Linked DNA regions of Mus musculus: region 1 is linked to region 2. The links are chromatin loops, found by intact Hi-C in ENCODE. Cell type or tissue: left cerebral cortex. All regions are shown on one strand. Each heading gives the region's core, and the rest is flanking DNA. Links, peaks and the distances in the headings are about the cores only.

What was found. Hi-C counts contacts between places; a loop is a spot of excess contacts. Peaks named below come from ENCODE experiments on the same cell type or tissue, not always from the same donor. Only the 100,000 strongest peaks of a DNase experiment are listed, where the experiment ranks them.
Region 1: a loop joins it to region 2, with 7 times the contacts of the local background. A loop is called at or near these places in 2 of 42 quality-filtered maps.

The regions. Positions count from the first base shown.
Region 1 is chr12:25,237,781-25,243,152 of GRCm38, forward strand. No RefSeq gene overlaps it. Among named protein-coding and RNA genes, the nearest start is that of Gm36441, 31 kb to the left of the region's middle. In left cerebral cortex, for the core only: no CTCF peak of the experiment used is centred there; DNase peaks (open chromatin) are centred at 2,577 and 3,143; H3K27ac peaks cover 1,843 bases.
Region 2 is chr12:25,158,373-25,163,744 of GRCm38, forward strand. The region is part of intron 4 of Gm36287 (a long non-coding RNA gene); the gene reads left to right. Among named protein-coding and RNA genes, the nearest start is that of Gm36287, 22 kb to the left of the region's middle. In left cerebral cortex, for the core only: a CTCF peak has its summit at 3,282; a DNase peak (open chromatin) is centred at 2,748; H3K27ac peaks cover 708 bases.

The DNA of each region.
Region 1 (5,372 bases), core at 310-5,309, 79 kb after region 2:
AGACAGGGTTTCTTACTGAACCTATAGTTTCTGATTTGGCTAGACTGGCTGGCTCCGTGGCTCGTCTCATCCTTGTTTCTCTCCAATGCTGTGAATACAAGTGTGAGCCATGATGATTTTTATGAGAGTTTCAGGGATCCAACTCAGATTCTCATGCTTGTAAGGCAAGAACCTTACCCATCGAGCCATCTCCCCAGTTCATACCCTGGTTTTCTGTAGGTAAAGACGGGTCGTTCCTTTACCTTTGTGGGTCTTTGTTATCCCAAGAAATGTGGAGAGCTAGTAGCAGGCACTTGGACCCATTAAGCAGAAGTCACTGATTGTGCAGTTCTGGCCCAGGCTAGGCTGGGCTTTCTGTGCTTCAAGCATAGTTTGTGTTGGCTCCAAAACTGATCTTCCTTGGCTAGCCTGGCCACCAACTCACCACAGGTAATGGCTCAAGTTTAAGTTAATGATAATAAAATAAAAGTTGAAATTCCCAATAGCCATATTTCAAGCACACGTAGCAATAGTGAGTGCATTTGGGCATTCTCTTGGACAGCAATAGAAATGTAGAACATTCTAGAATATACTACAGAAAGTTTACAGGGTAACAATGCCTTGAATGTTCCTCTGGGTATGTCTGCCGAGACTTTCTTTCTGATATACCCCTTGCCTGTGTCTAATCATGCCACCCATCCAGATCTTCTGGCTGACTCTTGAAGCTGGGTGTGCCAGGCTGGGGTTAGCAAGAGATTCTGGGAGCAGTTACCCTCAATCCGCATTCCCCAGCTCTGGGATCTGATGCCTTTTGTGTCTCATCCCCTTCCCATCAAGTGGACAAGTTCAGGCCCCATATCAGGGAACTGGAGAGATTGGGCAAGATGATGAAGGTAGGTCACGTACCCAGGGACACACAGCAGATATTATGTGCAGACCAAATCATTCTCAGCTCATCAGACATTCTGCCTCTCCCGTTTCCCTCACACTGTCATCTGTTGGGTGCGTTTGTGTCCCTCCAAGCAATCTCTGTCCTGAGTCACTCTCCTCCTAATGGGTTCCTTAGATGTGTGTGTATGAGTGTGTGTGTGTGAGTGTGTTTGTGTATATTTAGTGTGTGTGTGTGTTGATACTTGTAGATGCTTGTTCCCAGCAGTGGACAAACTTGAGTGTCATTTCTTAGGTTCTGTCTACTTCTTTTTATTGAAAGAAGGTCTCTCACTGGCTTGGAATTCTCCAAGTAGGCTAGGTTGACTGATAGGAAGTCCCAGAAATCTGCCTGTCTCTGTCTACCCAATATGGGGATTATGAATGGGAGCCATGCCACATGCCTTTTCTTTTACATGGGCTATGAAGATCTAATTCGGATCTTGCAAGTGCTTTACTGATTGAATGGACTGCCCAGCCCCAGAGGCATCTTTCTAAAGTAGATATCTGGTCATAATTTTCCACCAGAAAATACCCAGACCGGCTCCAGTGTCTTCAGGTACAATGCCACCTCCTTAGCAAGACACACGAGCCTTATCGGGGCTCACTGAGACTGAATCACCAACCACAGAGCGTACACAGGTCAGACCTAGGCCCCCTGCACATATGTAACAGATGTGCAACTTGGTCTTCATGTGGGACCCCTAACAGCAGGAGCAGGGGCTGTCACTGACTCTGTTGTCTGCCTTTGGATCCCTTCCCCACTAACTGGACTGCCTTGCCTAGCCCCACTAGAATAAAATGCACCGAGTCCTATTAGAACTTGATATATCAAGGTGGGATAATATCCAAGGGAAGGCTCCCCTTCTCTAAGGAGAAAGGGGGGAGGGTGAGGGGAGGGGCGTTGAGAGGGAGGGACTGAGAGAAGAGGGGGATGGGGAAACTTCCATTGGGATGTAAAGTAAATAAATAAATTAATGAAAACAAAACCAAAAAACCAAAACCAAAACCAAAAAAAAAAAAAAAAAAAGCAAGCAAGCAAACAAAAAAAAACCCACCCAAAACCTCCAAAATCAACCAAACAAAAAACACACGGGGCCAAAGAAGGTGAAAAAGAGGGTGAATACTGCACTACCCTCCTCCCTTGTTCTGACTCTGCATAGGGATCTAAACAACTGCCACCTAGCTACGGGTGGCTCTTACCCTGATGTCCTCTGGTCCCAGGCTTCTCTCTCTGTACACCTGACCTGTGTCCCCTGAAACCTCCCAGACCTTTGGGCCACTTCTGCTTCCAGCTCCTGTGGCCCAAGTGCTTAGATCTGTCAGAGTACTGGGGATCTAGGACAAAGGCAGAGTCCTCCCCAACAGTGCCCCCGGGTGCTCCTCTACCAAGGCTGGTTTCTGGAAGGCTCTTGAAGGGTGATACTATTGGATTTTGTTTCAGAGGTGGGTTTCACTCCTCCCATGCCCCACACAGCACAGCCTTGCGAGCTGAGCTCAGACGGAGTCAGCCTGCTGCCTCGCCACTGTGAGGTGGTGACTCAGGGGATAACTGTGGGCAGGGGGGCTTTCCAGCAACCCAGTTAGCTGAAACCACACAGCAGCCTTCCTAGCCTGTGGGGTGACCTACTTCTCAGTTCCCGCAGCTTCGACGCCCAGCCGGCAGAATGTTGATGAGGAGGCCGTGCGCTGGCCTCTGGTGAGAAAAGGGGACAGAGATGCCGCTGGTTGATTTGACCTTGCAGAGCTGTGGGGACAGGATGTCCTGTTCTTTCTGATGCTGGGAAGTGGTCTGGGTAAAGGGGACTTCCTGTTAAGTCCGGTAAGTTCCCAAGGAAGGGGGACCGCAAAGGCTGTTTGGTTACACTCACCCAAGAGATTCTTCATTCGAACCCTCCTAACTAACCTTCCTGGGTGCATTTCCCAACCAGAAGGAACAAATCCCAAAGGGCTCCTCGCCCAGCTCCTCAGTTCGTGTTTTAGTGCTGAGGTGAAGAGCGTACTCTCTGCCTTGCATCCACGTGTAAGTACACCCTTCTCTCCCGTCTCAGGGCAGGAGGAACTGCTGGTGGGTCATCCAGGTGACTCACACTGCCTTAGTCCACCCATCCCTACAGAGACACAGAGATGCCTAACAAGGTCACTGGTCTCTTTCTTTCTTCAGTCTGGTCTTAACACCATGGCAGCACCTCCTTTTTCGTGAATCTTTTCCCAGCCAATCCCTTCTCCACGGGGATGGCCCAGATTCCCCTCCTGGGACTCCAGGCAGTAAAACTGTCCTAATTGGCTACTGTTTCCTCTCTCACCACTCTACTCTCTCTGGCTAGGATATCCCTGGAAGCCAGCAGCCTACTTAGCACTTGCCAGCCCAAGGAAACTGACCCTGTGGGTATAAAACATGCCCGGCCAGGCCACACACCACAAGACTTTTACACCCCTCCCCTGTGTGTTTTCATTGCAGGTTGGAGGAGGATAATGTGGAATGGTAGAAATGGGCCTTTAAAATAGGATGGCTTAGCCTTGCCTGGCTCCCTTCGTATTTAGCACCTGCAGGCAGGCCTGGCAGGATCTGCAGGCTACCTGTAAAACAGAGAGAAAGGGGACTCTGGCAACTTCCCTCTATGTGACTGCTAATGCTTGAGGTATACAAGCCATAGGCAGGGAGAAGGTGGGGAGTCAGTCAAGACCCGGTTTGACAAGGGTACTTGAATTTGAGGGCTTCCTGACTTCTCTGACTCTCAGTTAGCTCATCTGTTAAATGGGTTTAATCACACTGCCTACATAGGAAAGATGTAGAAACAGTCCTAATAAATGTCCACTGACAGAAAGATGTGTAAAGAAAACATAGCATCTACAAAGGATGGAATATTATTTAGCCCTCAAGAAGAAGGAATGGGTAAGCCTTGAGGACATTTACTAAGTAAAATATGCCAGCCATAGAAAACAAACACTATATGATTTCATGTACTTGTGGCATTTGGAAGTAGCCACATTCATGGCCTCAGTGAATGGAATGATACCAGGAAGTGGAGAGAGAAGGGAACAGACAGGAAGTTTCCCTGATGCTGAATGTATAAGCTATAGACATTGGGCCTCCAGTGAGCAGCAATTTCCTGAATACTTGCATGTCTGTTAACACGGGCAATCTCATATTGAGAGTTCTTACCACAATAAAAAAGTCATCTGCATGGGAAAAACAATATTACCCACATCACAGAGCTTGCACAGTCTAAGACAGCGTGCCAAGAATATATGCATTTGGTAGTTGGTAGCTGTGCTTGCTGGTAGATGGCTGGGTAAGTCCTTAAAGAGGAAGAATCAGGCAGGTAATGTTATACGAGTTGGGTTCTTTAGACTTCTAATTTATTCTCTCACCCTCACAGTGTCATGTGACTCATATCAGGGACCTTCCAGCTTGTTTTAGACAGGGTCTCTGTGGTTTTTTGCTACACATGCTGGTTGGCTTATGAGCTCCTGTCTCTGCCCCTTGTCTCTCTGTAGGAGCGTTTTGGTCAGATGTGCTGTGGCATCCATCTTTTACGAAGGTTCTGGGATCTTGTGTAGAAAGCGCTTTACCCACTGAGCTATCTTCCAGCCTCTCACTCACTCTCGAGGTCTTAACATTGTGGAAATGTCTTATATATCATTTCTGACCATCATAAATTTAAGTATCGATTAGTAATCTCTTTTATGGAAAAGTAGATTCATGTGTTCCCAGCACACTTTAAAGAGTCAAAATACATTGTCACTTGCTAATTTCTGGCAACAAGGCCAAATCTTAAATAAAGAATTAGATATTTAGGAAGCAGAAACTGAGGTTTCTCAATCTCGCTGAGTTACCCACCCCCCCTCAGTGTATGGTGCAATGAGTGGCTCACAAGCTCTTATAGCCACTAAATGATGTTCTCCTCAGCCCTTGGGCACCCGTGGACACGGGGGAGTTTGGGCTCTGGGCTGTGAGTGAGGAGTGAGCTTGAGATCTGACAACTGACACCTTGGCATCCCCATCCCTTGTCCCATACCAAAGCCCAGGAGTTAAGAAAAGGACCACCCACTTATCAGTGAGTGCATATCAAGTGAGTCCTTTTGTGATTGGGTTACCTCACTCAGGATGATATCTTCCAGATCCATCCATTTGCCCAAGAGTTTCACAAATTCATTGTTTTTAATAGCGGGGAGTAGTACTCCATTGTGTAAATGTACCACATTTTCTGTATCCATTCCTCTGTTGAGGGACATCTGGGTTCTTTCCAGCTTCTGACTATTATAAATAAGGCTGCTTAATGAGCATAGTAGAGCATGTGTCCTTATTACCAGTTGGAACATCTTCTGGGTATATGCCCAGGAGAGGTTTTGCTGTGATATTAGCCTAGAAACTTAGAATATCCAAGATACAATCTGCAAAACACAAGAAGTCGTCTTCTTCTTCTTCTTCTTCTTCTTCTTCTTCTTCTTCTTCTTCTTCT
Region 2 (5,372 bases), core at 260-5,259:
CAGTCTGGGGACAGGAAGGTATCCTGCCTTGGCTGGAGTCTCAGCTGGAGTTTGCTGGTCCCTACCTTGTGGGTCTGCCTACCTCCCACCACTCAAAACTGACCCTAAAGCAGCTCACAAAAGTCCCACGAGGAACTTTGGAAGGGTTTGCTATGGAACTCCCAGAACGGAGCCTTTGCTGAAGCTAAAAGTGGTATTTCTGGGTTGCTGTGACCTGGGCCAGTTTCTTGTAGCCTGTGGCTGCCTCCGACTATGACTGTTCCTCCTCCACCCATGTTCATGCCTTAGGCTTTGCTACCTCCCAGAAGGAGCCTTAGCTTAACAGGGAATTGCCCGGAAGTTAGAGGTGAGGGAGGTAGGCCTTGTTTTGTAGGGTACCTGCCTACTCACTGGGTTCTGTGCTTTGTGTGCCCAAGGAGGCCGAGTCAAGCGAATGAATGCAGAATCAGAAAGAGTAAATGGCTTTGGGACTCCTTTGCTAAATGAAGATGGTAGGGTTTGAGAACCGTGGGGGCCTTGATCTGGGCAGTTTGCTTTCCCTGCTTACAAGCAAGGAATGAAATGTTTAAAGAAACCAAAATAGCCTTACATAGTCATGGTGAGTTAGACCCGCCATCTTGGTCTCCTCCAGTGCGAGGGGCTCAAACTCTGTGAAGTTAAAAGATTCCCTAGAGGCGGCCTCACTACAAGGTCTGGAACCTTCTGTAGGGTTCTAGTCATGCAATGACGGCAATGGGGAAAGGGTCTTAGCCTGATGCAGAGCTGGGACCCCAGAGCCTAGATTGGTCATGGAAATTCAAAGACTCCCCTGCTTGTTAAGTGTGTCTGGAGCAGTTATGAATCAGCCCCCAGAGCAGAGCCCGATGGCCTAGTTCTATGGAGCTCTCTGGCTGCCAAGGCGCTTCAGAGAGTTCCTCCTTCCCACTGTCCCTTCCCACGATGCCCATGGCCTTGGCGTTATCCAAGTTTCCTGTTAGGCTGTCCTCAGCACAGAGGGCAATCTGATAAAAACAGTTTTGTAGGATTGGACTGGAAGGTGCCTCAGGGACATTCCCTCTGAGGAGGTAACTTGTTAAGGGTCCAGGGGAATCATACACAAACTGGTTGGCTCGGGTTTCTGCTCAGTATATACTGAAGCCACTATTCATGGCTCTGCTCTCTCTGTATGCTGCATGATTCTCAAGGGTGAGTTCTTAGTGTGTTTTGAGATAGGGTCTCAGTGCCAGTAGATTGCTGGACTCAAGTAATTCTTTGGTCTTAGCCTCCAACTTTCTGGGACTCTAATGCACTACTGCACTTCGCTTGCAACTTTCCACGTCTGTGTCTGGCCCCCAGATCAGTGCCAACGGTGCTGCATGCTGGGGAGGCAGACAGCTGCTGCCAGGCAGTCCCCTCATCAGCATGGGTGGTGAGGGCGATGGGCTTCTGGTACTCTGCCAGGCTGTGTCCAGGAACTCAGTCTGAGAGGCACCCTGTGTGCAGAAGCTACTGGATGCCCTGGGTGGCTTCCTCTCAACCCTCTTAGCTTGCCCATGTGGTAGAACCATCCACCAGAATGCCCAGAAGAATTCGTTCATCTAGGCTGGTCTTTGTCTTCCAAGGAGCTGGCTTGGGCCTGGGGCCAGGGGTGGGTGTTCTTCTCTTTCTCTACAGGGGATCTAGCTGAGTGGCCTTACAGCATCCCCACTCTTCCAGTCTCTAGCTGCAAATTCTCCCTTGCATTTAGCCAGCCCTCTAGGTCACAAGGAGATACCAGCAGAGCCACCATTCCCTATGGATCCACCCCTTTGTGACCTGAATGCTCGCCTTCCATGAAAAGAAATAAGGCTTCTCTGTGTGACCAATTCTCAGACTTGAAGGGCAGAGAGGGTCATGGGACCTCTGCTCAGGGTCATGGTGAGATTTGACATGGTCACTAAGGGCTTCTTTAGGGAGCTTTGTAGAAAGTATCTGATTTTCCCATTGTCACAGAGTCAAATAAACCATAAGTGTTTCATGACACATGCCACCGGTGTCATATTTTGTCTTGTGGAAAATGTTTGACAATGTCTTGAAGGGAAAAATGAGGCCATGGGTTGGGGGGTGGTATGATGTCTGTCTGATGTATGCAAGAGGCACGCCTACTCCCTGGAATACCAGACCCATCAAAAGTCAGAGCAATTTAAAGAAAAAAGTCTGCTTTGCTGGTTTGTAGAGTTTGACCTCCCAAGCAAGGATGATTGATTAATTCAGGGGTTCATTCATTCATTCATTCATTCATTCATACACTAGTAAAATTTACTGACCATGTGTTGGTCATGATGTTAGGTGGCTTGTAGAGACACTACCCTGAACAAACTTAGCATCCTGGCACTTACAGACTTGTGGGACAATCAGTTTGGATCCTAATCCTGCCATTTCCTGTGTCATAGTGGGCAAGTCATTTAATGTTTTTGGATCTTTGATTTTATTTATAAAATGGAGATAGGAATTCCTACTTCACAGAGGAGGCTGCGGTAGGTGCTTGATCAAGTCGGCTGCCACTACTGCTATCTTCTGGTCTATGTGCTGCCATTTTCCTTTAGTGGGAGAACTGGGAAGCTTTGAATTGCTGGCTTTCCAAACTTCTGGCTATCTTGAGTCTTAAAGTCCCTTGGAAGAGGCTCAAAGAGCTGCCTCACTGGCCCCTGGGATGCCAGGTTGCAGACAGTCTAGCCACCAGAATCCAGGCAGTAGCTGCACCCTGTTCTAAATTCTGTTTCTCCGTGTACTCTGTAACTGGGCCACTCTGTCAGACATCCTGAATCGTTAATGACCTTGAGAAGCAATCCCAGCTCTGAATGTGGGATTCTGTTCTTTGAAGTCACCCACTTTCTTTGTGGGTCTGTTCTCCCCTCTCAGGCACGCCTCCTTCCAGCTTTGATGGTGCCACTGTAACAACTGGGTTTGCAATTATTAATTCCTGTGCACAGCAAGGTGCAGTTTTAATATACAGAAAATATAATTGCTATCTTGTGTAATCATTTTCTGAGGGCTGAAAGTGTAACCTTTAATTAATATTTCATCGGCAGGCGGGGCAGGTTACTTGAATAGGGCCTAAAAATATTGCTGTCCCAGTATGTAGAGAACGTGAATTGTGAGACGCACAGCCAGTGTCTGCTATGCCATTGTTCGGGGTTGCTTCTAAAATTAAAGCGGTTAACCCGTTAACCCGTAATCACATGGGCTGCGGCTCCTGGAGGGCAGGGCTGGTGGAACGGGAAAGGGACATGAGTCTAGGCAGTAGTTCTCAGCTGCCACCTGCCTGCAGCAACAGAGCCACTGCACCTGCCTGAGAAGTGAATGTGGGACATGGGGGCTACAAGGCCAACGAGTCTCTGATCAAAGCCAGCTTCTTGGAGTATGACCCGCAGACCCTGGGGCTGGCTGGACTTCCCCAGGCCACTGGGTTAAGGAAGCAGGACAGGTGTCATCTTTGATGTTCCAGGAGCCGGACACCTGAAATTTCAAAGTACAGCCTGAGGGAGGCCAGGGGTGCTCCCTAGTAAACCTGGGAAGCCCAGTGGTGAAGGAGGGCAGTGAGGGCTGGCTGAGGGGCCTAGCAAGGAAGGTCAAGAGTGCGGATAATGGAGTCTCTGAGGTTTCAGTGGCTCTCTGTGGTTCTTAATGGCTCCTTTCCCAGTTTGGGGATTCTGGCTGATTAGGGTCCTAGGGCTGGCTGGCTCCTCGGCGGAGAGCAAAGTCCTTGGTGCTCCATGTGTTCTGTGCAAGTTTACATAGTTGACGAGTCATTCCACACACAGGACATTCTGACCTTAGTGATGTCCCCTGAGACCTGGGGCAATGTGCAGATAGTGTTAACTTCTTCATCCTTTCTATGGCTGGATCTCTGACTGTACTTGGCTCTGCTCCCCATCTCTACAGCCACGGGGAAGGAGCCTCTTCCTGTAACGGAGCCTAGGACACTGAGCCAAGTGTGGCTGAAGTCGCCAATCTGACAATCCATGGAGTTCACCTGTGGGGTTCTGGGGCTGTGTGCAGTGTATAGTGTTCGGTCAAGTGTATGTGCCCACTGTTGGCTCCCGTGGTCCTTTCAGAGCCCACTTTCATCCATCTGAGTTTTGACCCCTTAAGCAAGGGAATAAGCACCCCCAAGGGGCTCATTTAAGATCACCCCAAGAAGGCTGTCTCTGTGTTCTTGGGTTTATTGAGTTTTTTCTTGTAATTATCGATGATCTTTAGATGAGGAGACAGTGGCAGATTCTGTGCATCCCTTAGAAGCTTCCTCAGTGACAAAGGGGTGAGGTCGGCCACCCCCCCCCATTCTGGCCACATGCCCCAAGGGGCCACTGTGGGGAGGTGGGAAGGGGTGAGGACCTGATTCCACTTTCCTTCTGGGAGGAAGTATTCTCTGCCACCCCTGAGGAAGAGGGACAGAATGTGGACAATGGCCCTTGTGTAGTTCCACAGGCCCTGTCTCACCTGCTTTCCTGGACAGGCTGCCATGCTTGCTCTTCCCATCTGACATACGAAGACCTCAGCCCTGAGGGAGGAGATAGACATAGCCGGGGTAATGAGGATAGCCAGTCATTTTCTGCCCTCCTAGGGGAGCTGGCCCTGGAGGGAAGGGCTCTCGGCGTTGCTGCAGGACACAGCCGCCTTCTTCCCCAACTCTGTTTCCTTGGCTCTGCTACTGATGGCTGTCACCCAGCTCTCAAAGTCACTTCCAGGAGGCCTTCCGGGGTCATCTTAATGTTTTCTCCCTATTTGGTCCCTTTGCAAACACTCTGGAGCAATACTAGGTCACAGATTTTCTTTTTCTTTTTCTTTTTTTTTCTAGTCACCTCTCAGAAGTCACCCAGTCAGTAACTGGCACATTTCAGACTTTGTCTTAATGCAAATAAGATCATCAAATGCAGTGTATGGGTGATGATGTATACAGGATCAGGTTTATATAGCATGTACAGGTATGGGTACACTTCCACCAGCCGTGTCTGTGAAAGCCAAAACAGGCCACACAGGGCAGTCAGTCCCTCCTTGGGGATTCAGTGTGACACATCAGAATATAGATGTTTGGGGAAATCGTTCTTCTGTTACTGCAAAGGTACAAAGCAGCCCTCTGCACAGACCTGGAAGCCCACTCTGTGGCAGCATCACAGTGGAGGCTACACGGGCAGCACATCTGGTTCCCTCTGTGGGGGTGATGGCGATTTCAGTAGTTGGATTCTTCTGGGCCATGCTGCTGATAACCTTGGATGCCTCCAGGGAGCTGAGGCCAGAGGAGGTTACTCAGGCTGCCCCGTGGGGGTGGGGGTGTTGGTGTCCTCCGCAAAGGAGTAGTTGGCATTAATTCAAATAAGCGAGTGTGTTGGGAGGACAGAGGGCAGGGCTTG